2 separate regions of the Homo sapiens genome follow, and region 1 is linked to region 2. Evidence: chromatin loops called from intact Hi-C (ENCODE). Cell type or tissue: PC-3. All regions are shown on one strand. Links, peaks and the distances in the headings refer to the core of each region. The heading gives the core; the rest is flanking DNA. Region 1 overlaps FRMD4A (FERM domain containing 4A). Region 2 holds the start of FRMD4A-AS3 (FRMD4A antisense RNA 3).

Evidence for each region. A loop is a pair of places that touch in the nucleus more often than their neighbours do. Peaks named below come from ENCODE experiments on the same cell type or tissue, not always from the same donor. Only the 100,000 strongest peaks of a DNase experiment are listed, where the experiment ranks them.
Region 1: a loop joins it to region 2, with 6 times the contacts of the local background. A loop is called at or near these places in 3 of 110 quality-filtered maps.

Annotation. Positions count from the first base shown.
Region 1 is chr10:14,000,899-14,016,685 of GRCh38, reverse strand. The region is part of intron 2 of FRMD4A (FERM domain containing 4A); the gene reads left to right. FRMD4A-AS2 (FRMD4A antisense RNA 2) reads right to left here. Exons shown (of 3, transcript NR_199003.1): 2 at 13,109-13,160; 3 at 9,160-9,499. Among named protein-coding and RNA genes, the nearest start is that of FRMD4A-AS2, 17 kb to the right of the region's middle. In PC-3, for the core only: no CTCF peak of the experiment used is centred there; no DNase peak of the experiment used is centred there; H3K4me3 peaks cover 2,931 bases; H3K27ac peaks cover 1,884 bases.
Region 2 is chr10:14,066,887-14,082,673 of GRCh38, reverse strand. The region is part of intron 2 of FRMD4A (FERM domain containing 4A); the gene reads left to right. FRMD4A-AS3 (FRMD4A antisense RNA 3) reads right to left here and starts at 8,390. Exons shown (of 3, transcript NR_120638.1): 1 at 7,848-8,390. In PC-3, for the core only: no CTCF peak of the experiment used is centred there; a DNase peak (open chromatin) is centred at 8,033; H3K4me3 peaks cover 544 bases; H3K27ac peaks cover 942 bases.

The DNA.
Region 1 (15,787 bases), core at 2,991-10,990, 65 kb after region 2:
CATTTGATGGGGATAGGGGGTCTTAACCTGGGTGAATTAATTCTGTACTCATAGTTACTCAAATGAAATCTACTAAACAGGGAGCTCTCAAAGGTTCAAGAAGAAGTCTGTTTACCACTCAAAATAGGTGGCTAAGCCGGATGGCCTTTAAGGAATTCAGGCAGATGAAACGTGGACCTTATAGCAGAACAGACAGGAAGAGGCAGATGGCTAGACGGTGAAGTGCAGGAGGCTGTTGTGGCAAATGAGACAACAGGAAAACCGTGTGCAGAATTGAGACTGGAAGAAAAGGGAAGGTGCACACGTCTTGTTTACAAAGAACTTTCACAAACATTGTTTCATCCTGTTGGGTAGGTGTTCAGCAGACTTGACATTCTCTATGACTGATGCTCGCTATGATGAAGATTGAGTGATTGATGCTTGCTATGATAAAGATTTAGTGAGATTCTGGGATGTCCAATTAGCACGTGAAGTTCCCATGCAGCACAGGCTGCGTTTTCCTCCCTGCCCTGGAAGAGGGCCAGGTCTACTTCCCCTTGTGATGACATTTTCACATGCAGACTCAGGGCTAAGGCCAGCAGTCTTTCACTTCACCACAGACGCCTCATCACAGAGAGGAGCTGAGTTTGAGGAACAAAAGAAAACTCTTCCAATAAGCAAAAGTTATCTTGCATCCCCAGTTCTTGGCTCAGCACTTGATCCGTTGTAGTGACACAGAAGAGGGAGGCGGTCAATGGACACTGGAGCCTCTCATTGTGACCCTGAGTGAGTTACTTCAGTCTCTGTACCTCAGTCCTTTTGTCTTCATCCAGGGAAAATAAGAGTACCTATTTGATAAAGTGTCATGAGAACTAACTAAATTATATATTTTAAAACTTTAGAATAGTGCCTGTAATAGAATATGCCGTATAAGAGAATTGCCTTATTTTATTAGACACTCAATAAAATAATGGTTGAATGAATGATGTAACATAAGCAATAAATGAAAATAATACAATTCATTTAGACAAGGATGAAGCCAGTATCATGGAGCTTGGTACAGAATACAAGAAGAGCATGGGCAGTGTCATGGCAGAAGCGAGGAGTTGACCACTTATCCTAGAACACCACACCCTCTCCCACAGCAAGGATAAGCAGGAGTCAAACTGCACAATTCAGTCTAAACATCCTTTATCTCATTTGCCTGTCTGCTCATGGAGGACAAGTATTAAATGAAGCCTAGACTGCAGTCCAGCAAGGCAAGGGAAGGAAGAGAGAGTCAAGGAAGGGAAGGGGAAGGAGGGGAGGCGAGGGGAGGGGAAGAGAAAAAGGAAGGAAGGAAGGAGAAAAGGGAAGGGAAGAAAGAGAGGAAGCAAGGAGAGAAGAGGAAGGGAAGAAAGGATGAAAGGAAGGGAGGGAGGGAAGGAAGGAAGAAAGGAAGGAAAGGAAGGAAGGGAGGGAGGGAGGGAGGGAAGGAAGGAGAAAGGGAAGGGAAGAAAAGATTAAAGGAAGGGTGGGAGGGAGGGAGGGACAGAAGAAAAGGAAGGAAAGAAGAAAGGAAGGAAGGAAGGAGAAAGGGAAGAGAAGAAAGGATGAAAGGAAGGGTGGGAGGGAGGGAAAGAGAGAGAGAGAAGGAAGGACAGAAGAAAAGGAAGGAAGAAAGGAAGGGAGGGAGGAAGGAAGGAAGGGAGGGAGGGAGGAAGGAAGGAGATAAGAAAGGATGAAAGGAAGGGAGGGAGGGAAGGAAGGAAGGAAAGAAGGAAGAAGAAAGGAAGAAGTAAGGAAAGGAAGGAAGGGAGGGAGGGAGGGAAAAATGTATCTGCCCACCCTAGCTAGCTACAATTCTGCCTAGAGTCTTCCAAATGGCACAGGAGGAGGAAAAGTCTGTCCAAAGACAGATACTGCAAACAGCGCACTGTGTCAGAGCAAACCGTAGGTAAAACCAAGAGAAAGCTTTCCCACACTGGTGAGCTGGAGATAATCTCGCAGCCCCTGGGCATGTGAGGTCTGGTGATAGGAGTGTTGCTTGATGTCTTGGTCCTGTTCTTACGGATATTGGGTTTCATGTTTGGCCTAAATTCCAGCCAGTTTTCAAACAGAAAATTATGGATGTAGGCAGCCTTTCTGTTTGTCTAACCTCAGTCCCAGCTTCCTCTAATGAGACGTGACATGAATTACCTAGGCTATAGCTGGGTGGGGAGGTAATGGGATGGAGATGGAATGTTGAAGAAACACAGGGTTTCCCTTCCAAACTCCCCCCTCCTGCTCTAGGAATTTTCCAAGTCTTTTAAGAATGTACTTTTTGAAGATTCAGCTATTTTTCATTTTTGTATTGATATATAATACACGTACATATTAATGGGGGGCGTGTGATATTTTGTTACATGCATAGAATGTGTAATAATCGAGTCAGGGTATTAGGAAGAATATGTTTTCTTCTTGCGTGTGTTTTGGTTCAATTTCATCCTATTGCTCCTCTTCTCTTCTTCACATGACAATAATTACAACACCAACTTCCATCAAAGCGACGGTTTCTCCCATCCCCCAGCTGGGGGCAGGTTCGGGTGATGGCTGCAGTGGGAACCATGGGTGTGTGTCTCCACCTCCAAATCCTTCCCCTGCATCCCCACCCACCTCCCCGATACTCACTGCGCTGTCTTCACCCGTCCAGGGCTGAAGTGGACCAGAGGCCAGGGCCTAGCAGGGAGCTTTCATGCCTGAGCTGTCATGGGCTGGCCTTGGACTTTGGGTTTTTTGTTTGTTTGTTTTTGTTTTGAAATGGAGTTTCTCTCTTGTTGCCCAGGCTGGAGTGCAATGGCACAATCTCGGCTCACTGCAACCTCCGCCTCCCAGGCTCAAGTGATTCTCCTGCCTCAGCCTCCCGAGTAACTGGGATTACAGGGATGCACCACCACACCTGGCTAATTTTGTATTTTTGGTAGAGACGGGGTTTCTCCATGTTGGTCAGGCTCGTCTTGAACTCCCGACCTCAGGGGATCCACCTGCCTCAGCCTCCCAAAGTGCTGGGATTACAGGCATGAGTCACCCTGCCTGGCTGGGCTGGCCATGGTTTTCTCTGGGACTAATGGGTGTTTAAGCCCACCTCTTGTCCTTGCAGGGTGCCTTGTGGGTTTTTTGCTGGGGATCTCTGGGGATTTATCTCTGCAATTCCCTGGTCCAAGAGATGTCTCTCTTCCAATAAGCCATTTCAGGCACCTCTCTTTCCCTGAGCCCCACACCCCTCTTTTGTTTCCCTCTCCCTCCTCCTACAGCCTGGAGGTGAGGTCATTGAGGGATTTCAAACCTGCTTCTCAGACACCCCTTGTGCATGTCCTGCTTAGAGGCCTAACTCCTTGAGTGGCGTGTGGGAGAGGGTGGGAATAGTTGCCATCTATTGCCTGGAGCCCTCAAACGACACTGAGAAAGAGCCCGCTTTTAATACCCTGCAAGATGTTACAAGGAAGTATGGCTCAAGATGGAGGTTAGGACAGATATTTACAATGTCAGCCTTGGATTGTTTCTGTTTCCTTCATGTAAGTGGTATTTCGCCTTTTTTGCAAAGGAAAGAATGATAAGGAACAAAATCAGAAAGGCCCCTTAGGTCACCTTCCCATCTCTTTCTCCAGCTCACCATCCTTTGCCCCTTCTGCTGGGGCTCATGGTGGCCTCAGCCTGCCTTCTGCCCTGGGAGTGTCACGACAGCATCTATTATACAGTGTGACCTCAGTCACGTCCCCAGCTGAAACCTGTCTGTCCTGTGGCCTGTCCTTTCAGTATTCTGCCAAATGAACAAAATAAAGCAATGAAAATGAGTTTATTTAGTGCCAGCAAGTGGCAGTTCTGAGGTCAGATGCACATGTGAGTGGACTTCCAGGGGACAGACAGGCCAGCCTCACTAGTGGTAATTTCAGGCACTGGGCAAAAGATTGGACAAATAGTTGAGGCCGGCTCATCAGGATCACCCTGGGCTGCAATGACCAGGCTGCATGTCCGTGCCAGCACCCAGGATTCCATCAGGAGATCATTTACCCTTCACGTGGCTTTTCAGCATGCATCCGCGCGGGCACTGGCTTCATCTATGAGTCTGCTCCTGTGACCGTGCATACACGTTGGCTCGGCAGACTCTTCCCCCTCCTGCTGCTGCCTCCATTATCACCAACACTGCAAAATGTTCTCTCTCCAATGGAACATTCCCCCCATTCCCGCCACCCCTTTCACACCCTGCTGTTCGTGACCAAGAACACCCATTTGCTTTGATACATCTTGCTGTGGCATGTCAAGACCATTGACTTTCCTGAAACCTGGCTCAATGGATTCCTATGCATTTTCCTTCCAGGGTTTTAATGCAAACATTTTCATTGAGACTGGAAGGAAATGTTCAAAGCAAACAAACAAAAGGCTTTGCCAGCCTTAAGTGTGCTGCTCCCTGAGGCATCAAAAGCAGCAGCTTCGGAGAGTCTAGAACTGAAGAGTGTCTTCTACATCTCCCTCTCCTGCACACAGTTTGTTGACTGCCCCCCATCCCTGAGGCATCTTTCCCCCCTCAACTCCCACCCCACATCCAGCAGCCATTAGGCCATTCCTGGATGCTGAGGGTACCGTGTCATCCACTATCCTGACAACAACCTGCTCTTTCTATGTAATATTGTTCCATAGGTTTTCCTCTTGCTGTTCTTTTTTTTTTTTTTTCCTTTGAGACAGAGTCTCATGCTGTCTGCCTCCCAGGCTGGAGTGCAGTGGTGCAATCTCAGCTCGCTACAACCTCCACCTCCCAGGTTCAAGCCATCCTCCTGCCTCAGCCTCCCAAGTAGCTGGGATGACAGGTGCCCACCACCATGCCCAGCTAATGTTTGTGTTCTTAGTAGAGACGGGGTTTCACTATGTTGGCCAGGCTGGTCTTGAACTCCTGACCTCAGGTGATCCACCTACCTCTGAGTCCCAAAGTGCTGGGATTACAGGCATGAGCCACCGTGTCCCGCCTTCTCTTGCTGTTCTTTTCAGTTCACCCTTAATTCACCATTTCCCATTCCTTTGGTCCAATGTCTCGGTCCCTCAGGGCTGGCCCAGAGCCACATATACTCAGATCTATGGCTCTCCCTTTCCCTGCCCTGCCTATATGGCTATTTCCACAGTTCCCTTTCAACTGGCTGGAAGATGCTGCCAGGAGATTGGAAGGCAGATGGAAAGAAGGGCCAGGCATTTCTCCTCACCTCCCCTTGACCATGGATGAAGGCTTCAGCAGCGGCTGAGTCTCCCACTGGATGGGTCTCCAAGGTTCTAGACTCCACTAGGTGACCTGGCCCCTGGCTCTAATAACTCGGCTCCTCCCTTGACCCCTTAGGCCAGCCTCCCTGCCTCCCCCTTTGTGGTTCTTAGCCCCTCCGTCCCCTGTGCCCAACTCCTGGTGACATCAAAGCAGCAGCTCCAGAAACTCTAAAATTGCTCAATCTAACAATTTCCTATATTGACATTCTCTTCTTTTCAAAGACAGAGTTTTCCATTTTCCTGTTGGGTTCAATGGATGTATCTTCCTTTGGGATTTCCAAACTGCTGTAATCTGATAAAGTCCTGTAGGACAGGCAAGCTGGGCCCTGAAATCACACCAGTTGACTTTGGTTTTCATCCTAGCTCTGACATTTCTAGCTGTGCTGCCTTGGCCAACTTACTAAGCCCCTCTGAGCACCAGTTTCTTCACCACTGAAACAGGGATAATGAAACGCATTTCCTCCATGGAAGTAGCCTTTGATAACCTCACAGCACATGGCCTGCCAATGGGTAGGTGCTCAGTGAACATTCATTCCCCTTGCTTCTCCTAAAGTGGTCATAACTGTGAGAGTATGAATGCATATCCCTTCCGGGGAAACATATTTGTATTCTAACAATGGAAAGAAATACTTGGCCAGGCATGGTGGCTCATGCCTGTAATCCTAGCACTTTGGGGGGCCGAAGCGAGGAGATTGCTTGAGCCCAGGAGTTCAAGACCACCCTGAGCAATATAGTGAGACCCTGTCTCTATTTAAAAAAAAAAAAAAAAAAAAAAAAGACCTAAACTCGACAATTAATTTTGAATATGTAAGTCTCCGACACCCATGGCAAGACAATCAGAAAGATATTTTTGGACCAGCAACCTTTGAGAGCCTTGAAATCACTCCAAGGAGGGGGTCACCTACTCCGCGGGGACTGGGGAGGGCTCCATTATCTGGGAGGAGGCTTTTGTGCTAATATGAAAAGTGATCCTTCTCCCCGCCTCCCAAGGGAAGGATGTGGAATGTGTGAGACTCAGATGTGTGGGAGTCTGGCCCAGGGTTATTTTTGTTACCATTAACATTCTCTTCTATATGTATTTTAACCTTAATCAAATGCATGTGTTTTTGTTTTATTTGCACTTAGTTCATCAAAATGTCCCTTATGATCTGAACTATGCCATAAGCCTAAGCTCCACAGTGAAACACTCATTAATACCCCTGGGAAACAGGAAGTTGCATTTAGTCAAATGTAAATAAATTCAGCTCCCCGGGGCTTTGCCCTGGCCTGGGTCAGAGAAGAGGACAGTGGCTTCTCAGTCCATCTCATCATTGTCCCCCCCACCGACCCCAAAACTGAGCTGGAAGAATGACATGCCGTGACTCTCAACAGATAAAGTGTTCTGAAAGTGTGCCTATCCTTTGTTCAAAACCGTTACAACGTCAAGTGCAGTTTTACAAAGAAATGAGTTTCTCTTGCTTTGGCTCAATCATCGGGTATCGTTCCAGATTTTTTCCCACCCCCCGCCAATGCTCTGAAACCAGGCAGTGCAGGCAAGAAGCAAGAAAGAGAGAAAAAAGAGATGTAAACCTAAACCACCTCACCAAAGACGCCGTGTGAGCCGTGGTTAAGAGGTTTCCGTCTCCCCGTCTCTCTCACCCTCTCACTGACTCTCCTACTGCACACATGGAACCAATTACGAACAAAGCCCAATTGTTGTATATTTGGAATTTCCCACATCAACCTGATGCTTTCTTTAACTGACTCGTGATGTGTGTCTGCGCTGGAGGGCTGAACCCAGGTTTCCAGCCCGTGCGCTGCTGCCGCCGCCGTGGCACCCTTCGCCTCTTTCTTCTGATTCATTTTCTCATAGTACAAAACTCTGCTTCTTTCCTTCGCACCCCACCCCCATTTCCTATTAGGTGTGTTTGAATAAACAGAACCTTCATTTCCGTCATTTTCAATGAAGTAAGCACACTGGTCTGCAGACAGTGTCTCAAAGCTGGTGCCCAGAGCGTATGAGTGGTATCAAGGCTAATACCAAAAACCACGGGATGATTACAAAGGAAATGGCCATCCCTTTCATAAAACTCAGAACAGACAGAAGCAGTGTATGTAGAAATGCTTTAAAAAGAAAAAGAAAAAAAAAACCCAAACATACCCCATATCCTGGAAGCACCTTACTTGATTTTCTTTGTAGTAATTTTTTCTGCTATGGAAATAAGCCGATTTCAGGAGGAGTAGAGATGGGGAAGGTAGGGGAAAATATTACAGAAAAGTTAACGTTTGAGACCATTTATGCCATCCATCAAAGAAGGCTGTGTGATCTGAAATTACACAATATGATCAGAAAATAATTGACAGACGTGATGGATGAATCTGCTTCGACACAGCCGTGTAAAACGAAACATAATTTCTTCTTGTTTACTGGCACACGTAAAAATAAATGTTCTATAACACAAACATTTAAATGAGAAGGTGCCAAACACAAGCCTGTTCGATTTGATTTGATTCATCTGAACCATGTGATTGCAACAGTTTCTTCTTCTTTCCCTCATACTTTCTCTCTGTGGACTGTATTCACATATACAGTGAGTAATACCCGTGCGTTTATTTTTATGCGTTAGAAAGCAGGAAGGGTAAACAGATACGCATGTCTGATGCTCAGTTTTATAGATAGAATTTATGATTTCAAAGAGGTCCCTGATGTGTTCTGTCTGTGGTCTTCAGATATTGTTCCTCCGTTCAGAAGGGAGTGAAATCAGAGTGTAGGATTCTGCATTAATCTCCACTCCAGATGGTGATATTCCAAATAGTCTTTTTAAGGTGAGCATGTGACCTACTGTACGGCCGAGGGGCTTGGGAGTCACGTGATGGAATGAATAATACGTCTGATAGAGCTTTGATTAGACAACTGACCTGATTACCATCTGCAGCCACGAGAAGCAAAGTTGACATTTCTGGATCACTCTCCCCAGACGCGTCACTTGCCCACAAGCGGGACACGGCAGTCTCGCTGAGCCAGCTGTGCAGAGGGACAGATGGAAGAAAGCTAGAGATGCTGCTTCGTGGGCGCTGAAGTTGCAGAACTTGGGCTGGTTTTCTTTCTTCCCATCCCCCCTCCTCCTGACAAACCACATCTTGACTCAGATGGTCGAAAGAAAAACTCTTTCAGTTATTTGATATTTGGGAACCCTCCAGGAGACCATAACTTATTTTTGAGGGAGGCTCCTTCTCTCCCTTTGCTGGGAACACACACACACACACACACACACACACACACACACACACACACACACAGCTGTACACCATGGTGGTTCAGGCTGCAGTGGCTCCGAATAGATCCCAAAGACTTTTACTGAAAATTCCTTATGGATCTCTGAGAAGGCGCAGCGTTGAAAGGGTAAGCTACGTGGCGGGTTGTTTGCTTCTCAGTTGCTCCAAAGACAGGAAGATGTTTGTTTTCATTGTATACCGCGTTACTTCTGTTACTCACGTTTCCTGAACAGTTGGAGTTCCTGGGACTGTAGAATACTATCTCATCTGTAATTTTAGTTTTTTAACAGATAATGATGAGAAACCTGAAACAGTAATTTTTGTAACTTGTGGATCTCAGATGGGGGAGGGGTGCTCTTAGAGATGAAATATGAGGGAAAAGATTGGGATGGAAACTTCCCCCTGGAATGGGTTTGAAAGATTTGAGTGCTTGCTGAGAAATGCATGGGGGCTGTGAAAATGATTTCTTCTGTGTTTACTGAAACATACTCATTAGAGCAGCAGGGCTGTGAATTTCTTCTACTGGGTGACAGTGTCTAAAAGGGAGGTGATGGTGATGTTAAGGAGCTTCAAAGCTTTGGTAGTTTAAATTATGCAGGCAGTTGATTACATGCTTTTTTCCCCCCAAATACATTGCTATCATTTGGGGTTTATTTGTTTTTAATGCTATGGATTTTGGCTTAAAATTACTCTGTTAATTTCCTGAAAGCATGTTTACTTTATGGAAGCCCCTAGTAGAGAAAATCCTATAAAGTAATAATAAGGATTTGTCCTTCTCTGGAGTAACAGATGCATTTTTGGGGCTGACTCTAGTTAATGCAAAGCTGGTTGTCATTAGGGTGACAGGCTCAACATGCAGGGAGAATCCCTACACCCACAAAGTATATGGTGGTTCTGTTGGTCTCAGAAACCCCAAAAGCCCATGTTTGAATTGTGGCAAGTCCTTCCATGAGTTTTCGTCACCTACATAGACGTCTTCAGTTAAGGTGTAGTCCAAGACCTAATAAAGCAAATAGCATCACATGAAGCTCTCTTGTTAGATCAGCTATCCGCAGCATCTTATAAAGAAGATCAGAACTGAATTCAAGTGACTTTTTCTGGTTGGTATAACTTACTACTCAGCGATGTTTTATTTAAAAAAAAAAACTAAAGGTTTAAAAATGTGAGGGGCTAACTAAATACTTAGGTCGGGTTGATTTCCTGAGTTTTGATGAGTTACATTTTTTCTGCCATTTGAATAATGAAAAAAACGTTGCTTTCTATTCTGGTTGTGTGTCGGTCTTTATTTTGAGACTTATTTCTTGTTCTGAATGTCAAGATCATCAACTAATATGTATTAAATGCTTACTGTGTATTTCATGTTATTCCAATAGCTTAGATCTTAGGCCATCAGTGACAGCAAAATTTACACATTGATCAGGCTGCTATTGAGTGTGATGTTAGGTGTTAGTGAAAACTCTTTGGTCTGTATGGTAACAAAATTTTTATCACGTGTTCTATTATTAAGATATTTATTCACAAATGCTAACATGGAAGTGTGAATTGTGTGCCTTAGGGCTGTGTGAATGGCCACATTGAGCACATAGTCTTCCTTTATAGACGCGCACACACACACACACAAATCCAGTCGCCTGGAAACCTCCATTTATACCATTATGTTCTCCAGATAAAGTGTTTAATAAATCATGTATGTTTGCATAAATTCAAATATAGGCAGTTACCACTTCTGTTAGTCATTGTTTACTAATTTAAGAAAAATTGACAATATGGGAATATAGTATCATACACAAAACATGTCTGTTATTGGGTATGTTTGCACACACTTGCCTTCAAAGCACACAGGGCTATTTTCTGCCCTTGAGCACACCCCACCGTTACATGGGCCTTAACATGAGTATGGTCTGAATGGTTTGGGGCCCTCCCGCGCTGCACATCCTTGGAACATTGGGTCTTCCCCGTGAAGGTGAGGTAGCACCTCACCCTCCAGAGCAATGGAGAGTGGAACTAATTGAAATGTATGATGTCCTGTCAATTCCACTGGACATCTAACACTGTGGGTCAGAGGAATTGACAATTCTGTGACAATTTTCAGAATGGAGTCCTGTGTTTATAGAAGAGGAGGAGAGGTAAGGGCAAACACTGAGAGCCAGCACCCTTCCATTGGGAGTGTAAAGCAATAGCAGTTTGTTCAGTTCCATCAGCGGCTCTAAGGGCGCCAGGCATTTGAGTTGGTTTCCATTGTCTCACAGCATCTAATGACGCGGAAGACCTTACATTTCTGTAAGGCTTTCAGTTCATTCCCCTGCTTTACCATTGCGAGTCACTAACAAGGCACAGAGCCCAGGGGTTACTACCCTTGTCCTGTATAAACAGGGAAACCAAGGCGTGGAGAGTTTTAATCTTCTTTATGGGAATATACAGTCAATGACAGAGCAGGACCTAAATCCAGGGACCTGGCATTGTATGTTCTTGCCATAGGATCATGTTTCGTGTTTGCTCTCTGGAGGAGCGATGGCATGGCAGCCTGGCCCTGAGAAAAGGGTTATAACCAACTCGTTACCTGTGTTCGCATTAAAGGAAATATAGAAGATATGCCATTAAGAGGTGGTGAAAACCAAAGAGAAGAACATGATTTCCAGGACACTGACAGTCCTGTCCCCTTAGGTGCCCAGGTTCGACAATTGCTTCTGTATCCAACTGCTAGAGGTTGAGTTGAAAGAAGGAACTGCAACTTCTTAACCCTGCAACTTAGACATCCACCAAATCCTGAGAGACCAGGCTTAGTTCTGGTTCATGCTTCTTCAGACTGCCAAGAGCCCGTCACTGTGCTAGGGAGGGTGGAAAACATAAAGGAAATATAAAATGGACTGGGTGTGATGGCTCACACCTGTAATCCCAGCACTTTGGGAGACCGAGCTGGTCGGATCACGAGGTCAGGAGATGGAGACCATCCTGGCCAACATGGTGAAACCCTGTCTGTACTAAAATACAAAAAAATTAGCCAGGCGTGGTGGTATGCGCTTATAATCCCAGCTACTCAGGAGGCTGTGGCAGGGGAATCGCTTGAACCTGGGAGGTGGAGGTTGCTGTGAGCCAAGATGGAGCCACTGCACTCGAGCCTGGTGACAGAGAAAGACTCAGGTCTCAAAAAAAAAAGAAAGAAAGAAAGAAAGAAAGAAATATAAAATGCCACGTTTGGTATGGGAGGAGAGATTAGGCCTGTAAAGTTTATATAAATAAAACAATTAGAAGTCAGTATAATACAGGCTAGAATTAAGCTACAAAATAAGTAACAAAGACAATTTAGGTGCTACAGAAAGCAGCAGGGTGGGGTGACAAGAGTGAGGCTTGTCTATTTGCTATTTACGAGTTTTACTATTTACTCTTTAACTATTGAATATTTACGAGTCATATGGCCTTGATAGAGTGACTCAAACTTTCTCAGCTTCGGTTTATTCATCCACACTGCCCACCCCTTTGCAGTGCTTGTAAAGGATCACCAAAAATGTATGCAAGGACGTAACACAATACCTGGCAATCATATAAAATGTAGTCCATAATGATAGGCATCATTTTTAAGATTGCCTGTCTTTGTGTATAAGAACATTTGGCTTGTATCTTTTTTTTTCTGTTTGTTTTTTTCTTGAGACAGAGTCTCGCTGTGTTGCCCGGGCTGGAGTTCAGTGGCACGATCTTGGCTCACTGCAACCTCCACCTCCTGGGTTCAAGTGATTCTCCTGCCTCAGCCTCCAGAGCAACTGGTATTACAGGCGTGCGCCACCACACTTGGATAATTTTATATTTTTAGTAGAGACGGGGTTTCACCATGTTGGCCAGGCTGGTCTCGAACTCCTGACCTCAGGTGATCCACCTGCCTTGGCCTCCCAAAGTGCTGAGATTATAGGCGTGAGCCACCGCACCCAGTCTTGTATTTTTAATAAACAGATGACAATTTTTTATATTTAGACACACCTCCCTGTCTCCTGGGGAGATCCTTTAGGGCTATTCGCTTGCTAAAGCCAAGACAAGCAGTATATTGTGTCGTGGTGATAACTTTTCTGGGACTCCCAATTTTATGTAAGACACGTGGAAAACAAAATTTTTCTAACTGACTACACGTGAATCCCAAGTAACTCAACTTACTCAAGCCCACATCCTTCTGTATGGTCTCTTCCTTCTAAAGCCAGATGGTTTTTATTCCAGAAGTAAAGTAAAAATGAACTTCATGGAAAATTCTAATAAATGTAAGAACAAAACATATAAATGAGTTAAGGAAAGAGAAAATGTGGAAATTTTTTCCTGGGCGTTTGCCTTGGGGCAGGGAGGAAGTTTTTATTAAACTGCTATAACTTTGCAATACGAGGAAATGGTTTTATGTTGGAGATTACCTTTATAGATGCAAAGCCTAAGAATGAGTGAGTGAACCTTTTATGTGGCCCACCCCATGTTGTCTTAGTTTGTGGTTTTAAGTGGAGGTGAAATCTGCTAGGCTTCTGTCTGTATTCTCTGCTGCTGTAGTTTGGGCTCCAGGAAGCTGAGAAATGTATATTTCTTCACACCCTGAGATGCCCGCCTATGAGGGCTCTGACCCAGTCGTGCAAATACTTACAGAGTTGCTGTATCTCCGTTTTCACCCACTGATTTTCCAGCTGTAAGATCACCTGTTGAAGTGGGAGCATAATTTCCTGCATTTACTGGATTGCTCGTCTGCCCCGTTGACTTATCATCTCTAATATCCACACCCACAGACCCCCAAGCTGGACTGGACATCACTGTTCTCTTGAACATCTCAACACCTCAAATCCAGCATGTCCACGATGAACTTCGTCATCTCTCCTAATAATCCTGCTTCTCCTCCAACACCCCCAGCTTCCTAAAACCCAAACTAGACCCTGGCGTCTTCCTGCCTCCTCTCTTTCCATCGTCTCCTTCTCACAGCCACAAGGCACTGTCCATTCCAGCTCTGAAACGTCTCTCCCCGTCCTGCTCCTCTATTCCGTGGTGCAGCCCGCCACCATCTCTTGCCTGCGTGTTGCCTTCTCGCCGTGGCCAGTCTTGCTCCCCTCAATTCACGCTCTGTGCTGCAGCCACTGTGCTCTTTCTAAAACCGAGGGGTGATTGTGTCACTCGTCTACTGAAACCCTTAAGTGGCTCCCTGCCTCAGGATAAGGACAAATCACAAGGCCTTTCCTAATCACAGCCCTCCAGCCTCACCTCTTCCCATGCTTTACCCTGGGAATGTTATATTCCAACCATGCGTGGACATGTTTGCTGTTCCTCCAAACTACGGAGCTTGCTCTTGCCCCAGGAACTTTGCGTGTGTTTTCATCTTCCTGGCAATTTCTGCCTCCTCCCTCCACCCCCTTTACTTCTTTCAGCCTAAAGCCAATTCCACAGGAAGCTCTTCCAGGCACCCCATCCCTTCCCCAAGTCTGAGTAAATGCTCTCCCTGCTGGCTCCCGTAGTACTCTAGGATCCCTTTACAATAGCACAAATCACACTGCATTGAAACCACTGGTTTGCTTCAGTCATAATCCTCCGTACGATGGCAGGCATCTTGAGGACAGGGAACACCCCTGGGTTCCTGGTTCATAACAGGAGTGCAATAAATATCCACTAGATGACAGAATGAATGAAATCTAAAAGTTCATATAAACTGTCAGTGAGCAAATTCGAGAAGAGGATCAGAATTAAGACCTACACTGGAACAGCCTCCATCCTCGTGCTAACCTACCACAAGTCCCATTATCTCTGGTGGAAAATGTGTTCACTCTTACGTGTCAGTACAAGCGGAGAAAGCGAAATGCTCTTTTCTTATTTATTCGGAACTCTAAGACCATGCTGTACATCTTTAAGTGGAACAAAGTTAATGCATGAACAGCCAATCAGACTCAAATCATAGATCTCTTCACAAAGTAGTACAAATCTGATGATTTTATTGGGGGAAAAATGAGACAAGAAAGCATTCTCTTTTATCACAATTATTCCAATACTTTAGGTGAAAGGGTTTTTGTGTGTCTGGGAAAGACTGAAATGGTGGGATATTTCTGGAGCGATATTTTTAACACAGCATAAATTAAACGTTTTTGTACCCACATCATTCATTATATGATGTGTTATTCCAGGTTGACGTCTTGCCAGTCTATTATTTTGCAAACCATTACATTATCACAGCTGCTAAGCTGCATAACTTAAGAATTCGGAATACAACAGAGTCTCTATCGTTGAGTGTGTGCTGCTTACATTCTGAATGTATTCATGCAGGGAAGTGTGAGACGTTACCAAAAACACATACAGCAGACGGCTTTCAGTGGATATTTATTACCATTGAGCGCAGGCAGCCAAGAACTGTTCAGACAGATCAGTGTATTCACACATATTATTAGCCAGCCCCCTCATCCTGCATGGGGTTTTGTTCCTTCTATAAATATACGCCTCTCTGGAGAAAAAGAACACAGACTACTGGGGACTCCAATTCTCTGGTTCATAGAATGCATTGAAGGCCATTTTCCCTGCATTGGTTAGGCCCGTGCAATTTTAAGTGACCCAAACTTGGTGAACCGATATTTATTTTGTTTTGTATAGCAGCTTATGTCATGTTAAGCCATTGACTTCTCATCTTGGGTAGAATGACATTGCTTATTGGCTCAGTGTGGGGAAGGAAAGGCTGTCTCTATGGGTACCACTCCAGAGTTTTCATTCCTCAAGCTGGTGTGGAAAGCAGGATTGCAAATATCTATGCAAATGGTCAGGACTCCCAGGCGTTTCAGCATCCTATGCAAAATGGCAGCTCTCAGGCTGGGCCTGAAACTGAGCTATGGTTCTCTTCTTTGAATAGCTTGTCCCCTCGTCATGCCTCACCATCATGCCATGGGTCATGTTAAAACAATGCTTTTCAACTTTGGTGTTGCATTGGAAACACTCAAGGAGCTTTTAAGAACCCATCTGTACCCCAGACTATGTACATCAGAATCTCTGGGGATAGGATCCAGGCATCAGTATTTAAATCCCCAGGTGATTCCAACCTGCAGCCAACACTGAGAACAGCTGCCCCAAGGAAATAATATTACCAAGATCGATGATTTGGGCAAGATGCTAGCATAAGGAAACCAGCTAGTTTTTGTGTTTTCTGGTGACTTTACATAAAAGAGAAATAAATGGGTTGGTTGGGTTGGGTTTTTGGGTCATGTCATTCTCAATAGGGGAAAAAAACTATTTAGGCTCCTTGAAAGTTGGGTCCATATTCCTGGCACATCCTATGCAGTGTCCAGCACATTGAGGAGAGTCT
Region 2 (15,787 bases), core at 3,958-11,957:
GAAAACCAGTCACCAACTGAAATGCACCTGAGTTTCAGGTGCCTTTTCGTCACTCAACTTCAGTGCTGGGGCCTCAGCTCCACCTCACTGCAGCTTGGATTGCAATGAAATGCAGAACTATGGGCGACTGGTTATACCACCCAGCCTAACAGATACCACAGCATGGAGGAAAGAACACTAATTCATTTCCAGGATCCTCAATGTCTACCCCTCATCCCCTAACCTTCAAGTCTGTAGGACGTCTAGCTACTCCTAGGAAAGTGAGGTTAAGTTCCATCAACCTACTTAAGTAAGTTGATATCTAGTTTGGTAGTAGTTCTATCTGAAATTACTTATGTTGGTTTTCAACAGAGATTCCACATCTTTTGCAGAATCCAAGCCTGGGCTATTAATAAAAATATCTTAGATTGTGTTTGTATTTTTTTTTTATCTGGAGTCTCGCTCTGTTGCCCAGGCTGGAGTGCAGTGGTGCAATCTCGGCTCACTGCAACCTCTGCCTCCCAGGTTCAAGCAATTCTCCTGCCTCAGCCTCCCAAGTAGCTGGGAGTTCAGGCACGTGCCACCATGCCCAGCTAATTTCTTGTATTTTTAGTAGAGATGGGGTTTCACCATGTTAGCCAGAATGGTCTCGATCTCTGACCTCGTGATCCACCTGCCTCAGCCTCCCAAAGTGCTGGGATTACAGGCGTGAGCCACTGTGCCCAACCTGTATTTGTATTTTTGACCATTGATAGAAAATCTTTAAGAAGTATGGAGTGAATTAGGACAAATACAACCTAATAAAAGTGATGTGTTAAATAGTCTGGGGCAGTGTAGGCCTATGGTCTTTGGAGTCAATGACCTGCATTGGATGTCTGAATTTGCCACAGTAGGCTGGCTATGTCACCTTAAGCAAGTTGCCATCCTCTCTGAGCCTTGGTAGAGCGAGACTTCTTGCCTGCTAGGAGGGCAGCAGGGATCAAAACAAGAATGAATGTCTAGTGCTTGGCACAGAGCTTTGCATGATAAAAGACATTTTGTATATCATAGCTCTGGATTATTATGATTATTGGATGATGGCACTTTCATATTTTCCATGAGATTGAGCTTGTACTGAACCTTGACTTATTTTTATCTTCAATTGCTCCTATGAGGTATGCAGGACTGGTGTGATTTTTAGATGAGAAGTTAAGTTCCTTGCTGGGGCAGACATGGTTCCCACTCAATTCTGCCACTGCACAGGAGTTCTCCTTCACAGAATCTCAGTGGGCAGTGGGTTTGTTGTCTGTTCTTCCATCTGAGCTGTTCTCCTATCCTGCTAGATGCTTGCAAGACCCCCAGTGGTTGCAGGCACCCAGACCCTGAAGGAGGTACATTGGCTTTAATGCAGCTGTCTAATGTGATAAGCTGACACCTGTCTTGTGGTCTAATTGTGTTGTTATGGGTCCTTTTGCCTTCATTTCACGCAAGTAGAGAAGGAAGTCAGTATCAGAAACGCCACTCAGTACAGACCAAAACTTGACTACCGTGGTTTTATAAGTCATGGAGAGTTTATTAAACTCTACCAAATTGATAGCTAGAAAGGACTCTGACTAGGAGAAGCCCATAAACTTAATGGTACTTACTAATTTATGGGCTATTATTACAACCTGAGTAATCTTTATATAAAAGCAGTAAAGAGCTGTGATTTAGTTAGGACAGTGCTTACTGTCTCCACTTACAGAGATGACGGTTCCATCAACGTCTGAGCCACATAGGCCCCCAGCAGAGTGCTCCCCACTGCAAAACAGAGTGCCTTTCTTTTCTTGAAGCCTGTCTTCTACTTGACGAATTTATCTCCTGGAGATCAGTTCCTTATTTTGACAATCCAAGCCTGGCAATGGGGCAGGAAGACAGCACCATGAGGTATAGAGATGCCAACTGGACACTGATCACCTTGGGCTCTTTCCTCAATGCATCCTTTTGCTGACCCTAAATTCAAGCTGAATATCCTCCCTCGCAGTCTTCAGTTTCCTCATCTGCAAAATGGTAGGGCTGGCTTAGTGGCTTCCAAGATCGCTTCTGTGATTGTAGCTGTGTCCAGGATCCAAAAGGCCATCTGATGCAGCAAACCACTGGCAAACAGTCCCACCCCAGAAGAGGCTCAATCATCTTGGCTGGAGCACTCACATGGCCTGAGGATAGAACTTGTCCTGCTTGTCAAATCATTCCTCCCCATGAATTGGATGAGAAAGAGTCTGAGGTGCTGGGGGGGTTCTCATTATGGCAGGTGGGGGCTCCCTTCCTACATTAACCCCTTGTTCAGGAGCCAGTTCCAATGTCATAGGAGGCAAAACAACATGGGAGAAGAAGCGGGGATATAGAACATCATAAAGACCTTCAGGTGGCACATAACACAAAAATGAAGAGGGGCAGGGAATGGGCTGTTTGGAAATACTTCTCCAGAGACACTCCAGCTGCAGGGTAGGGGGCAGGCTAGAGTGGGGGCCTTTGTGGGTGACAAGCCCAGTAGCTGGGGCATCTTTGTGGCTTCATGTGCTGCCAGGGGCTGGCCCACTAGCCATTGCTGCAGGCACCTCTCCTTTTGCAGACCCAGGCAGGGCTGGCCCAGACAGCATTTTACATTCAATTCCTGCTTAAAGCAGGGAGGTCCAGGCAGGAGGTCCAAGGGGAGGTTTTGGCCTTTTCCTCCTAACTGCAGCTGCTCATGTTATGCTTGGTGTTGGGCGCAATGGACACAGGGAGTGATTTCATTGTATAGACTCACCCTCCCCACCCCTTGCCAAGTGGATAGAAACTCCACATCCTTGACCACAGACCCTCACTGTGTTTCTGGGTACACATTCAATATGTCTATCTGCCCCATCCCTGGCCCACCTTCCCATCTAATTCCTCAGCATAATCAGCAGCAAATGTGAAAAAGCAAGAACACCCAGTTCTGAGTCTCAGCCTGGTCCCAGGCAGCGGATTACAAGCACTTAAACTGCTCAGCGCTGTTGTCACACAGTCTTACTAAGTGTCGTGGGTGTTTGACGTACCAAGGGACACACAGAATCACACCAACACATCCCACTACTCTCTAGCCATGGTAAATGTGTTGCCTAAAAGCATTGCAGGTTTCACCCTTTTTATTAAACACCATTATTCCAGGGGCTTGATTATTAGTACATTGGTGTTGGATGTCAAAAAGATGAAATCAGGAACCATAATTTTAATTAATGAAAATATTAGAAAACACTTCGGTCATTTTTGTTTGATTGACTTTTCTTTCACTTTTGAGATGGAAAGGCTGAGTTTCCAGGCTTTGGTTATCTCTGAGTGCCCAGGACACCAGGAGGTCTGGGCTTTTCCTTCTATGGACCAAGGGCAGCAGACAGGAGGAGAGGGTGCTGGAGCCCAGGCTCCTTAACATGGTAAAGAGGCTAAGAGCAGATCCCTGGCAGGGGTTCAAATCCCAGTTTGGCCATTTTCCACCTCCGTATGTAAACTCCCCACAGCTCACCTTCCCCATCCACAACTGGAGGTAACAGCAGCACCTCATGAGGTTGATGTGAGGATTTAACATGCAGTGCCCACAAAAGCACCTACAGCAGGAGCTAGTACTATGGGCCCAACAGATGCAAGGTCTATTTCTGTTTCAAAAGCAAAAGAGCACTTAGAGATGGCCAAACCCTGGACACTCAGTCCTTTCCTCTGACTATCTCAAGCTCTGAGGGAAACCCTTCAAGACCTAGGGTTAGTCCTGTTTCCCTTTTCCAGTGGAGAATTCGCAGGACACCTCCAGAATATGGAGCCTTAACACAAGCATCACACAGCCGGAAGACACTAAGGCAGATGTACCAGTCTCCACAGAAAGGGACGGTGCCACAAGGCAGCCCAGGGCAGGGAGAGGTTGACATAGTAGAAGGGGAAACACATGGGCTTGGAGCCAGGAGACCTGAGTTTGAACTTTGCCATTTCTGGACTTCAGGAGATTCACATAACTTCTTCAAGCTTCGTTTTTTTCATCCATCCTATAATGGTCATACCCCCCACCATGACCTAAACACATAAAATTGTTGTGAGGCTCACATGAGAAAACAGATGTCAAATACTATAAAATGAAACACATCCAGGAGAGCATCTCACACGTAGTAGGTGCTCAGTAACTTACTGTTGAGAGAGACAGGTTCCATGCTGGCAGGTCACCTGAGCCACTGCCTGTGTCTTCTGGAGGGCGGGAAGAAGCTTCCCTTTAACCTGGATTTATGTAGATTGGTCTCAACTAAATGAAAGACAAATGTTAGATTTGACACAAGTCGGAAGATTTCCCAATAGCCTTGAGCCTGTTGCCAGGAGAGTGTCAATGTGGGTTCTACCCCATTTGGTTGGTTTGGAGATAATCTTGCCTGAAGACAAAGGACACAGCTTAATGACCCTCCAGGTTCTTCTCCTACTTGGAATTCCAAAAGAATGGCCATGAGAATGTTGCAATCATGGCTGGGTTCATTCATGTTCCAGCTAAGCAGACAGTAGAAGTTGACCCTCTGGCCAGTGGTTTGTATTTATTACGATTATTCATTCATCAAAGTGGTCCCTTGCAATGAGATGCTGTCTGCCTCAGAAATCTAATAACAGGGTCATTAATTATTGAAGCCAGGGTCATCATCAGGTGAATTGAAGCTGAAATTGTCCACCATCATGTAATAGTTTTCACAATTGAGTTTACCTTATAAAACCTTTCTCATCTTCTTCTTTCCTCACCTATGCCATCCTCACAGGTGGGTGAGTCCACATGAGCACATGCTTGCCATGTAACACACATATCTCCTAGTAACAAGCAATTGGAATATTCTAGATGGATGTTAAGCCTATATGAGAATGGGACTATTTCTCAGTATTTCAGAAGATGCAATTTAGCATCTACAATTCAATTATATAATCCTCCAAGCATTAGACATCAAGCCACAATTCAAACAGATTTCCTTCTAAAACTTAATGCATTCATCAGAACTTAAGGGGAGATTGCTCCAATGAATCACTTCTCACAGATGCAACATCAAGCTGTCAGGCTTCCATGGGCCTCTCAGCATTGACACGAGTGACCTCTTAATAGCAGGGCAAGGAAAACGCTCACCACTCAAATGGAAGGGGGTGCAGAAATGGACATTTTTGCCAATACTAATAATAATGACCGTAAAGAGTTATGGCACAGTTTCAGACTTTGCACAGCACACTTTAAGTCTCATAACAACCCTAAGAGATCAGTGAGGTAGGCATTATTGTTATGATTATTAGTATTCTCACTTGATAGATGAGAAAACCAAAGCTCCAAGAAGTCAGGCTTTTGGCAAAGTTTTCACAGGCATCGAGTGACAAATGAAGAAACTGAATTTCCACTGGCCAAGTCCAAATCTTACTTCCCAGACAGTGAGAACAGCATTTATAGAACCAGAAGTTTGAGGACCAAAATATAATTCTTATAATGCATATTTTTTGTCTTGGGGATCATCCTTGGTTGCAAGTAGCATCTTTAGTCCCTTGCAGTGCCTACCCAGGTGCTGTCACACAATCTGGGATTTCTGGTGTCTCCTCACTCCTCTAGGTGTTTGGGTGACACCAGGCTGACCCTGATGGAAAACGCAAAGTCCTCCTTGGCCCAGGACCTCTGTGAGAGGCTCAAAGGGCAAAACCCCCAAGAGCTATCTTCTCTGTAAGCCTCCAGACTCTTCCCTCTCCCTTGAGAACCCTCCAGCTTGGACACCTCCCCTCTTCACCTCTGTATCTCTTCCTTACTCATAATCTCCCCTCCAACTCCCTGACTTGTGTGCTTATTGAGGACAAGGACCACATCTCATGTAGCTTTGTATTCTGACACAAGTAGTTGATTTCAATGGCCAGGGAATATCTGTGGAATGAATGAATGAGGAAAGTAATCAAGTAATGAATTATTGGGGAGAGATACAGACAAGTGTAGAAAAAGGGAAATGCCTGGATGTTTTTCCACGTTGACCCTTTCCCCCACCCCAAAGTTCATAGTAATGCATCTAACAATGATCCACATTTTTTTTTTTTTGAGACGGAGTCTCGCTCTGTCGCCCAGGCTGGAGTGCAGTGGCGTGATCTCAGCTCACTGCAAGCTCTGCCTCCCGGGTTCACGCGGTTCTCCTGCCTCAGCCTCCCGAGTAGCTGGGACTACAGGCTCCCACCACCACACCCAGCTAATTTTTTGTATTTTTAGTAGAGACAGGGTCTCACTGTGTTAGCCAGGATGGTCTCGATCTCCTGACCTCATGATCCACCTGCCTCGGCCCCCCAAAGTGCTGGGATTACATGCATGAGCCACTACACCTGGCCATGATCCACATTTTAATGTGGATCTGGCTTCATTACATGATGGCTTTAACCCAGCCCTGGAAATGACAAAGTAAACCCAAGCACATTTTCATCTTTCACCATGCTGGAAAAATCCCAAGTCTTTGGTAAGCTCGCAGGTAACATGGGAAAGGCAGGTGGGGATCCATGCACAGGTCTTCATGACATAGCTGTGGATGGCTGGGTTAGACACACACTGGGCAAATGAACAGGTGAAGGGGTGCATAGTGAGCCAGCCTTGTAGTAATGAAACCCGGTTATTCAGAGGCCCAGGTGAGCAGCGGAAATAAAACAGAGTTGCCATCAACTAAGGTCAGGTTCTTCTGGTCAATGTTCCATCCTCCTGTGGTTCAAAATAGATGCTACATTACCATGAACATGAGAGTTAGGCCAAGTTCTGTCCAACATGCAGACATTAGGAAAAAGCAAGCACAGACACAATCACACAATCTCTTCCTGTAACTGGGGGAAGCTTCTCTCTCCGGCTTTATGACAATGCAGAAATATCATCAGATGTGGTTTGTTGATTCCTAGATTAATGGTTTATATATATGTGTGTGTGTGTGCATATACATATGTGTGTGTATAAATATAAAATATACACACACACTATATGTATACACACATACTATACAGCATATGGATATAAAGGTATACACATAATACAGAAATTATACCCACACATGCTTATATTTGCCTATATTTAAGAAATTTGCATCATGCACAGCCAGTGAAACTTTACGCTTTCATATCTAAGCCATTTCAGCTCAGGTTAGGCTAAAGAATACTTTTTCACTGTTGGTTTTGAGAAGCAACATGATATGTTGGAAGGAGCAACGACAGAAAGAGATAGGCACAGGTTCCAGTTCTGTCCCTGTTCCTAGTGCCCAGGAAGGCTACGTAATCTCTATAGACCTTGGTCTCCTGATTTGGAAAATAGAAATAATAAACCACACACACATCATGTTGTTCTAACAGTTAAACATGGTTGTGGAGGTCAAGCATTTAACATGTGTCTGGATCCATTAGGTGTTAAGAAAATAATATGTCCTCCCCTTTCCTCTTCTCAATATAGTAAAATAATCAGATGAGCAGCATTTCACCAGGACATAAAGTGCTTACAACTGGAAGGAAAAACCATTTTTCAAGGTGATGTAGACCATTTATTGTTTTTATGTAAATGTGATTGTAACTTAAAACAAGCTGTATCTAGTGACCAGTGGTGACCTTACAGTGTCTTTTCTTGGCAGTGCTACGTTAGCACTGGAAACTGGTTCAAGTTACCATAGTTTGCTTGCTTTTTTAATTCATAAGGACATCTTTCTTTGATTCTACTCTATGAAACATAGACTGTCAACTAATTCTGGGTAATCTCTTCTCCCTACCTGCAGGATTTTCTGTATTACAAGCTCTGGTAGTATCTAGATTAAACCATCTAAGAGTAAATTCCTGGAAGTCAAGGTCAGAGAGCTTTTCTTACACAGCCTCCCATCACCCAATCCACCATGGCTTACCAGGGTTATCCTCTTAAAATTCCCTCCTGTCCTGTATGAGTCTCCTCAGTGGAGTCCGTCTCCATTCCAGCTGTGTGTAGCCATAAGTTTGACAAATCAACGAGTTCCTGGACACCTTCCAGAATCTGTGGAATTTGAGTCCGGCAGCGACTCAAAAATGGTAAGGGGGAGGAGCTAGTTTTACAGCCAAACATGCGTGCAGATTAAATCAGTGCCCTGCCAGATGAAATGCTTGCCCTTCTACGTGTTCCTGAGGCGTGACCCTCTGAAAGCATGAATCCCCATGGGCATTGCGCCAGGACACAGGAATCCTGCTGCTCAGCACAGCAGTTCATAGCATTCACAGCGTCTGCCATGTCGTTTCAACTGTTGATTCTGATTGCTGTTGCTTTTATCGTCTCGGCATATCCAACACTGCAGCTATGAAATAGCTGATAATTCATCTCGTTGAAGACCCAGGTCTTAAACATTTGCACCATCTGAATCTGACCCTCAGGTCTGGACAAGTAGAGGCCTGTAGCATGGAACCTGGGTCGTGCCGAGTGGGCACAACCTTGGAGCATACATCCCCCTCCCCCATCCACTGCTTCATTATTTGCCGTCTCCATGGAAACCCCATTCTGTACTGTCAGAACTCACCTTGGCCACCTTTGTACTTACCACCTAAGCACTTTCTTGGTGCTATGGTACTACATATGAAACAAAAAAAATTTTTTTTGAGACTATCTTGCTCTGTCATCCAGGCTGGAGTGCAGGGGCACGATCTCAGCTCTGTTCAGCCTCTGCCTCCAGGTTTCAAGCAATTCTCCTGCCTCAGCCTCCCGAGTAGCTGGGATTACAGGCACACACCACCATGCCTGGCTAAATTTTGTATTTTAGTAGAACCAGAGTTTCACTATGTTGCCCAGTCTAGTCTTGAACTCCTGCCCTCAAGTGATCCTCCCACCTCAGCCTTCCAAAGTGCTGGGATTACAGACATGAGCCACCGCCCTATGCAAAATTTAAAAGGAACTTTTGGTGACCCAATTTATACAGGGCAACCTCCAGTCTTTTAACACCTAAGTTATTAGGGATTTCATCTTGACCAGTGGGTAGGTCACAACAGGATCCCGGTGGTGGTGAAAAACCCATGAACACGACACATTCATACCCCTGGACTTCCCCTCACTCCGTTCGCTTCTTCTACAGCAGCCCTTGGACAAGCAAAGACAATGCCAACAACATCAGCCATCATCCCTGAGATCTTTCCCATCATGGACACCAGCCAAGTAATAAGTGACCCCAGCCCCCAGTGTTATTTTGCTTTGGGAGGGTATATCCAGGGTCCTTGGTGTCTAGATTTATCCACACAACCACAAAACCAACCACACAAAGACTGATGGGCAGATTAAGTCAATCACCTAGGAACTCAAGGAATGGGACATTTCTTGCAGCAACTCAATGGATCTAATTCTTCATGACCTAGAACACCCTCCCTTCCCACCAAAGAAGCTTCCAGCTTCATCCCATCTGTCACCTTGTAGCCCTCCCTTCAGCTCCATTAACAAGCCAGCATCCAACTCGCCCTCACTCCCACTACTGCCCCCAGCCTACTAAAGGGACTACAAGAAATACACCAATTATTAAGAGCCCCAGGGAGGGCATATGAATAAAAGACACCACCTGTCACCAACCTCTGAGCTGAGAGATGGAGGTACCCTGGGTTTCCTGGACAGCTGGTAAGGGTGCAGGTTACAAGGGGTTCTCGTAGTGTATGTCTTGTTTTTGTTTCTTTTCTCTATTTCTAAAGCTATTATTTTTTTATCCCTTCTTTTTGGCTCTTTCTCTCTTTCCTTTCATATGAATTATAAACATATGTATATATTTCTCTGATAATCAGTATGCCTGGCTATACTTGACCAAGACTTTTGTTAAAGAAACAAACTTTATATCTGGGAAGTGCAGGTCTGGGGACTGAAAGGAAAGCTATTTTCCGGAAGCACGTTTTATTGCTTTTATGACTCAAATATCTCCATCTCACCTCATTTTCCTTTAAAGCTAAATATGTAGCAAATGGAGATGTACTGATATGGAATCTCAGTGGGAAATGATTGCAGACAAAAAGCTTATTAGCGTGGTTTCTTCTCTTCTAAAAAAACCCTCCCCTTTCCCAAAATAACTGATAAATGGTCCTTTGTGGAGATGGTTGTGATGCAGCTTCAACAGTTATGAAAACCCTGCTTTACATCTTGCTGGAAATGAGAGCATGCATCACAGTTCTGGATGGCAAATTTGGTGGCTTGCTTCTTGTGGTAACTTAACTGAGGCTCAGAAAGCGTTAGGCTTTAGAAGACAAGTTGACTCCAACTCACAGAATTTTAATCTTATAATATTTTCGACTTTTAATTTTCCAAATAATGTTTATAAAGTAGAAGGACGGAGGATATGTGAATCCAACTCTGTTCCCAAAATGGTATAGCCACGGTTGTTATTTTTGGCTTTTTCTTCTTAATATCTTCACTTGGCTTTTTGAGGATATTATCTAGAGAAGTAAGAACTTCTGACTTCTCAAGGCCCCATTTGTGCCTGAACTCAGCCGAGCATCTCCGTGACCCTAAATTGCCTCGTGTCTTCATATCCATTTAGCCATAAAACTCTCGTTGTTCAGCTGATCTCAACTAGATATCCAGAAGAAAGCAGTCTTATTAAACATTCATCATAAAGAATGAATGGTCAATTGACTTGGGCCTTCCCAAGAGAATTTTTACTTTAAGAAGGAAGTTGTTAACATAAATCAATGTCTAATAGGTGGAATTTTAGGTATCAATATCAACATTTATTGAAGGCTTATTAAATGTTGGTCACAGTCCTCTGTGCTTTGTAGTAAAGTCACAGAATTAAGAGAAGCAGCCTTGCAACACGGGGAAGGAAACCCTTCCTACCACCTCCTTCTTTCACCCTTTCAGCTGCAGGCTCCTACTTCATCCAAGGATCCACCTAAGAGTCCACCCTCACCCAGTGTTCTCATCAAGTCTAATTCTTCTACATTCAACACTTACTTGGAGAAGATCCCACTAAGTGCGTATCTTTCTGCACACATACCTGGTCCTCTCTGCCCCATCAGCACCCATATCCTAAGCCACCAAGAACACCCAAGCCCAGTCCACTTACCTCCTAAAAACTGAGTTTAAGGACAGTAATAATTTGTATGTTAACTTCTTTTTCCGTCCCATCTCCACCTCTTTATCTCCTAATTTAAAAATATTTTCTAATCTAAAGTAGGTCTTTTTTTCTTCCTAAATTGTTTCTTTATATAAAATGTTTTCGGATGATGGAAAATTACTGAGTCATTTACAAAGAAGATCTTTCCATTTCAATTTTTAAATGTAATTCATCCTAAACCAATGTTTTCTCATGCTTCTCTATAACATGGGCATACGGTTTATCTTTCAGCTAAAAAAGCAGGATGTACACAGTGGTCACTGTTAATATGAACTCTGTTTAGAGGTCAATTGCATTAAACAGACTTCCTCCCCAGCAGATCCAAGATGCCAGCCTGATTTAATCTTGGTCTCTTAGAGAATTAATGTCGTTTCTGAATGTGGCATGTAGTTTCAGAGGGGACTTAGTTAGCCTTGGAATCTTATTTACTCTTTACTGGCTTCTGAGAAACTGAGATCTAAAAGTCTTCATGCATGGAACAGCCACATAGGCATCAGAAAGGCAAATCAAGAAAGTAAGAAGGACTCGTGTCCAGGGATCCGGGTTCTTTCCCTGGTAAGGGGCGTTTGCCTTGGTACATCAGCGATCTCTGTCTAAGCCTTTTTCCAGAGAATACTTACTGAAGATTCACTGGCATGAATTTTGTCTTGCAATCCATCTGTTCCCTTTGATTGGATGCATCAATTGTGTCCTGAAATCTTTGAATCTTCTTTTAACAGGCTATGGAAACTTCCTTTAGCATTGAATCTGTCAAAAACAAGTCAGGGATCTTTAAATATACCTTTCTCCCCAGTCCTGATGATTCAGGGTCAGTATGAACAGTGTTTGCAGTGACATGTCTGCATTTTTTCACTGTCATAATCCCAGTGCCTAGCATGATGTCTAGCACACAACCAGCACTTAATAGAAAGATGTTAAATAAACATCTATTGTGGTTATAACAAAGAATATAATATAACAAATAATAGTACTACAACATAGATAACAGACCAAAGAAGCTTCAGAGCCCTAAGGTGAATGAGGGTTCCAGTGTCTCTGAAACCCAAAGCAGAAGGTGCTCATTCCATCATCATGTCCCTTCTTCTGCCAGCTCTTCTAATACCCCATCTCTTCAATGCTTACCTTCCTTGGTCATTTTACCTCCATTCAATTATTTTCCAATGGGCTGACTTTCTAAACCGATAATAAAATATTGATAGCCAAAAGATATTGGGGAGGGGAGGGAGACAAATGAAGATGAAGGATGCGGATTGTAGTTGAGGTTGTCATTTTGGAGTGTCACTTATCTGAGCTGTAAATTACATTACAATTTGTGAGAGTTTATCTCCCAAAATTCTAGGAAGACTGCTGAGAGCAGTAAGTGTGGATAGAGGAGGTGCTGGATTACACCTCACAGGGGTCCCTGCAGGGTGGAGAGTCCCAAATGAGGAGGCTTCCAAGGGATGGGCATGTCATAGCACTCAGAGAGAGGTGGAGAATGCAGGGGCAATATGACAGTGTGGGGACAGAGAGACAGACACTGAGCAGCTCTGGTAAATGTGTGATTTGAGGGAAGAGAAAGTCTACATGCAGCAATGTGCTGTATAAGCTGTCCCACCAAGAACATCCTGGTGAAGATCTACTTGTTCTTTAAGGCATATGGCAATTGATTTGTGTTGAACAGATTGGCCCCAGAGGCAGCTTAATAATACTTCCTTAATATTATTCTTGAAATAGCCAAAGACAGACAGCAAAAGTTAGAAAGGCAAATAAAGGGCCAGGAGAATTCTCTATAAAAGCTGTAATTCCCAAATATTTAGTTCCATGGGCCGTGCAAATATTAAAAAGCTTTTTGAAACTAACTTTTAGATTTTGCTAAGGGAAGCCACTGGGGCAGGGGCAGGGAGAACTAACCTACATTAACAGTATCATATAATAGTAAATCATATTATTAAGTAAATAGTAAATCATATAATAGTAAATTAACCAGCAGAAAAATCAGAAAATATATATTTTAAATAAAGTGTAGTCTTTAAAGCTTACTAAATTTAGCTTTGTGGAAATCCCCTTAAATTGTTCTTACAGTATTTTCTGCATGCTGTCATAGATCAATGAAAAATTCTTCATGGCTCCCCAGAGCAGTGTTTGGGAACAGCTATTTTTGAGGCCCCAAGGCACACAGGTCACAGTGAACTCTTATCAAACTTATGAGCCCTCTCCCTGACCCCCAAATATGCATATGTACACAAGCTTCCATGAAGAAATCCAAGGAGTCCATCTCTAAGGCAAGCACCTATGCTGCGTAGGACCCATTGTGTTGACAGAGATGGTCATTTGATTGAAACGTGCCATGGCTACTGTCATTTTTTATAGCTGTGTATATTGAGGTATGGCAGTTCAATAACATAGTCTATCACCATATGAATTAGTGGCAGACCAAGAAATAAAATTCACATGACCCAAGTCACAAGTCCAACACTGACTTAGCCAAACTACTTAACATCCTGAGAATATAACACAGAAGGCCAATGATATTTCCCTAAAAAGTGAATCACCAAATCTACCCTCTTCCTACCCTGGGGGCAGAAGCTGGTATTGGGGGTGGGGATGGAGGTGTTGGAAACAAGAGAGCCACTGAGGACAGAAAACAAAAATGATGCATTGAACATGAGTGAAGAATATACCCACAAAACATTCGAGACGTATTTAAGAGAGAGAAAGAGAGGGAGAGGGAGGGAGGGAGAGAGAAAGAGAGGGAGAGGGAGGGAGGGAGGGAGAAAGAGAGAGAGAGAATGAACTCACTAAATAAGACAGCTTTCTTCCTTCATCTCACTTAGCCTAAGTGGAAAAAAACAAACAAACAGGAAACTACTCCAATTAAACCTAATATAGTAAGTGTCTTAATATGTGAATATCTTGAGTTTGGCTTCTACACAGCACTCTATGATGACATATGTGTGGGAACTTTGAACTCACACATATGTAAGTGATGTCAAATGTAAAGTTTGTTTCTGTAGAATTTAATTAATTTCACTGAGGAAAGGAGAAGTTTCCTCCCAATCCCCATAACCTTTTTCAGATACCAAGGCTAAGAACTCCAAGTACAACTACTTAATACAGTCCAAAGTTAGGTTTAAATTCAAACGTAATGAACAAAATACAGCAGTATAAATATTTACTAGCTTAAAAGTAATCAAAGCTTTATTGAACTAGAATCTTTCTACTTCACACTTAGATTATAAAATATGCAATTCACAGGAAAGCAAATATATATTGGGGATCTGATATGTATTAGCAGTTCTTAGGCATAACCATTTCACTCTCCTAAACACTCTGTTCAGATATGTGATACAATCACAACCCAGAGAAGCTGTCAGAGAGATGGTGCCTCTTCCTACCTACTGATACCAGCTGAGCCTCTGCCCCAACCCCTGCGCCCCCAGCCTGGCTCTGAGCCTGGAAAAGATTGACTTCATAGCATAATCCATAATTCCTGCTAAGATGTTAGTGTTTGAAGATGTTACTGCTCTCCGAAATATTTATACTTTGAAAGATGATCCCAGAAAGCACATTGATTAATTTAATAAAATACACTTCTACTGGTGGAATTTCAGATAGAATGGCATTTTGATGGAGAAGCTATTTGGAGTGGAGGAAGACTTATCCAGTGCTAGTTGTCTTACTATGCTAGTTATTTTTGATGCCTAGAAATAGCCCTGGTACTTCTACTGCTACTAATGCTACTGAAATGACTCTGTTTGTGTATATACATTTGGGTGTGTGTTCATGACAGTGTTTTTGGTTTTTTGTTTGTTTTTTGTTTTTGTTTTGAGACGGAGTCTCGCTCTGTTACCCAGGCTGGAGTGCAGTTGCACAATCTCTGCTCACTGCAACCTCCACCTCCCAGGTTCAAGGAATTCTTCTGCCTCAGCCTCCCGAGTAGCTGGGACTACGGGCATGCACCACCACGCCCAGCTAAGTTTTGTATTTTTAGTAGAGATGGAGTTTCACCATATTGGCCAGGCTGGTCTTGAACTCCTGACCTCGTGATCCGCCCGCCTCGGCCTCCCAAAGTGCTGGGATTACAAGTGTGAGCCACTGCGCCCGGCCTCATGACAGTGTTATTAATAAGGCAGTGGGCAAGGGACCTGATATATTGATGCTATTTCCTAGTTCTGCTGTCATAAATAAAGCTGACCGATTGTTCTATGTTTAGCTTTCTTTTCCTTTAAGTGTTGTTATAATAAATCTTTCCTGTTCCCCTCTATACTGGTTGTTATTGTCTAAATACTTGTCATTAATATCAATGAGACATACTAATTTTTTTTTGAGAGGGAGTCTCTCTCTCTGTCGCCCAGGCTGGAGTGCAATGGCATGGTCTCGGCTCACTGCAGCCCCTACCTCCTGGGTTCAAGCGATTCTCCTGCCTCAGCCTCCCGAGTAGCTTGGATTACAGGCACCCGCCACCACGCCCAGCTAATTTTTGTATTTTTATTAGAGACGGGGTTTCACCATGTTGGCCAGGCTGGTCTCGAATTCCTGACCTCATGATCCACCCACCTCGGCCTCCCAAAGTGCTGGGATTACAGGCGTGAGCCACTGCACCTAGCCGAGACATATTAATATTTTCTATTTGACTTATTCCATTGCAAGTTTGTGTATGAGCTCTCATGAAAGAGTTTGTTTCTTGAAGGATAGAAGGTTAAATGTGCGTCTACTGATAATACCTCATGATAGTTAACATTTTTCGACATTATTAC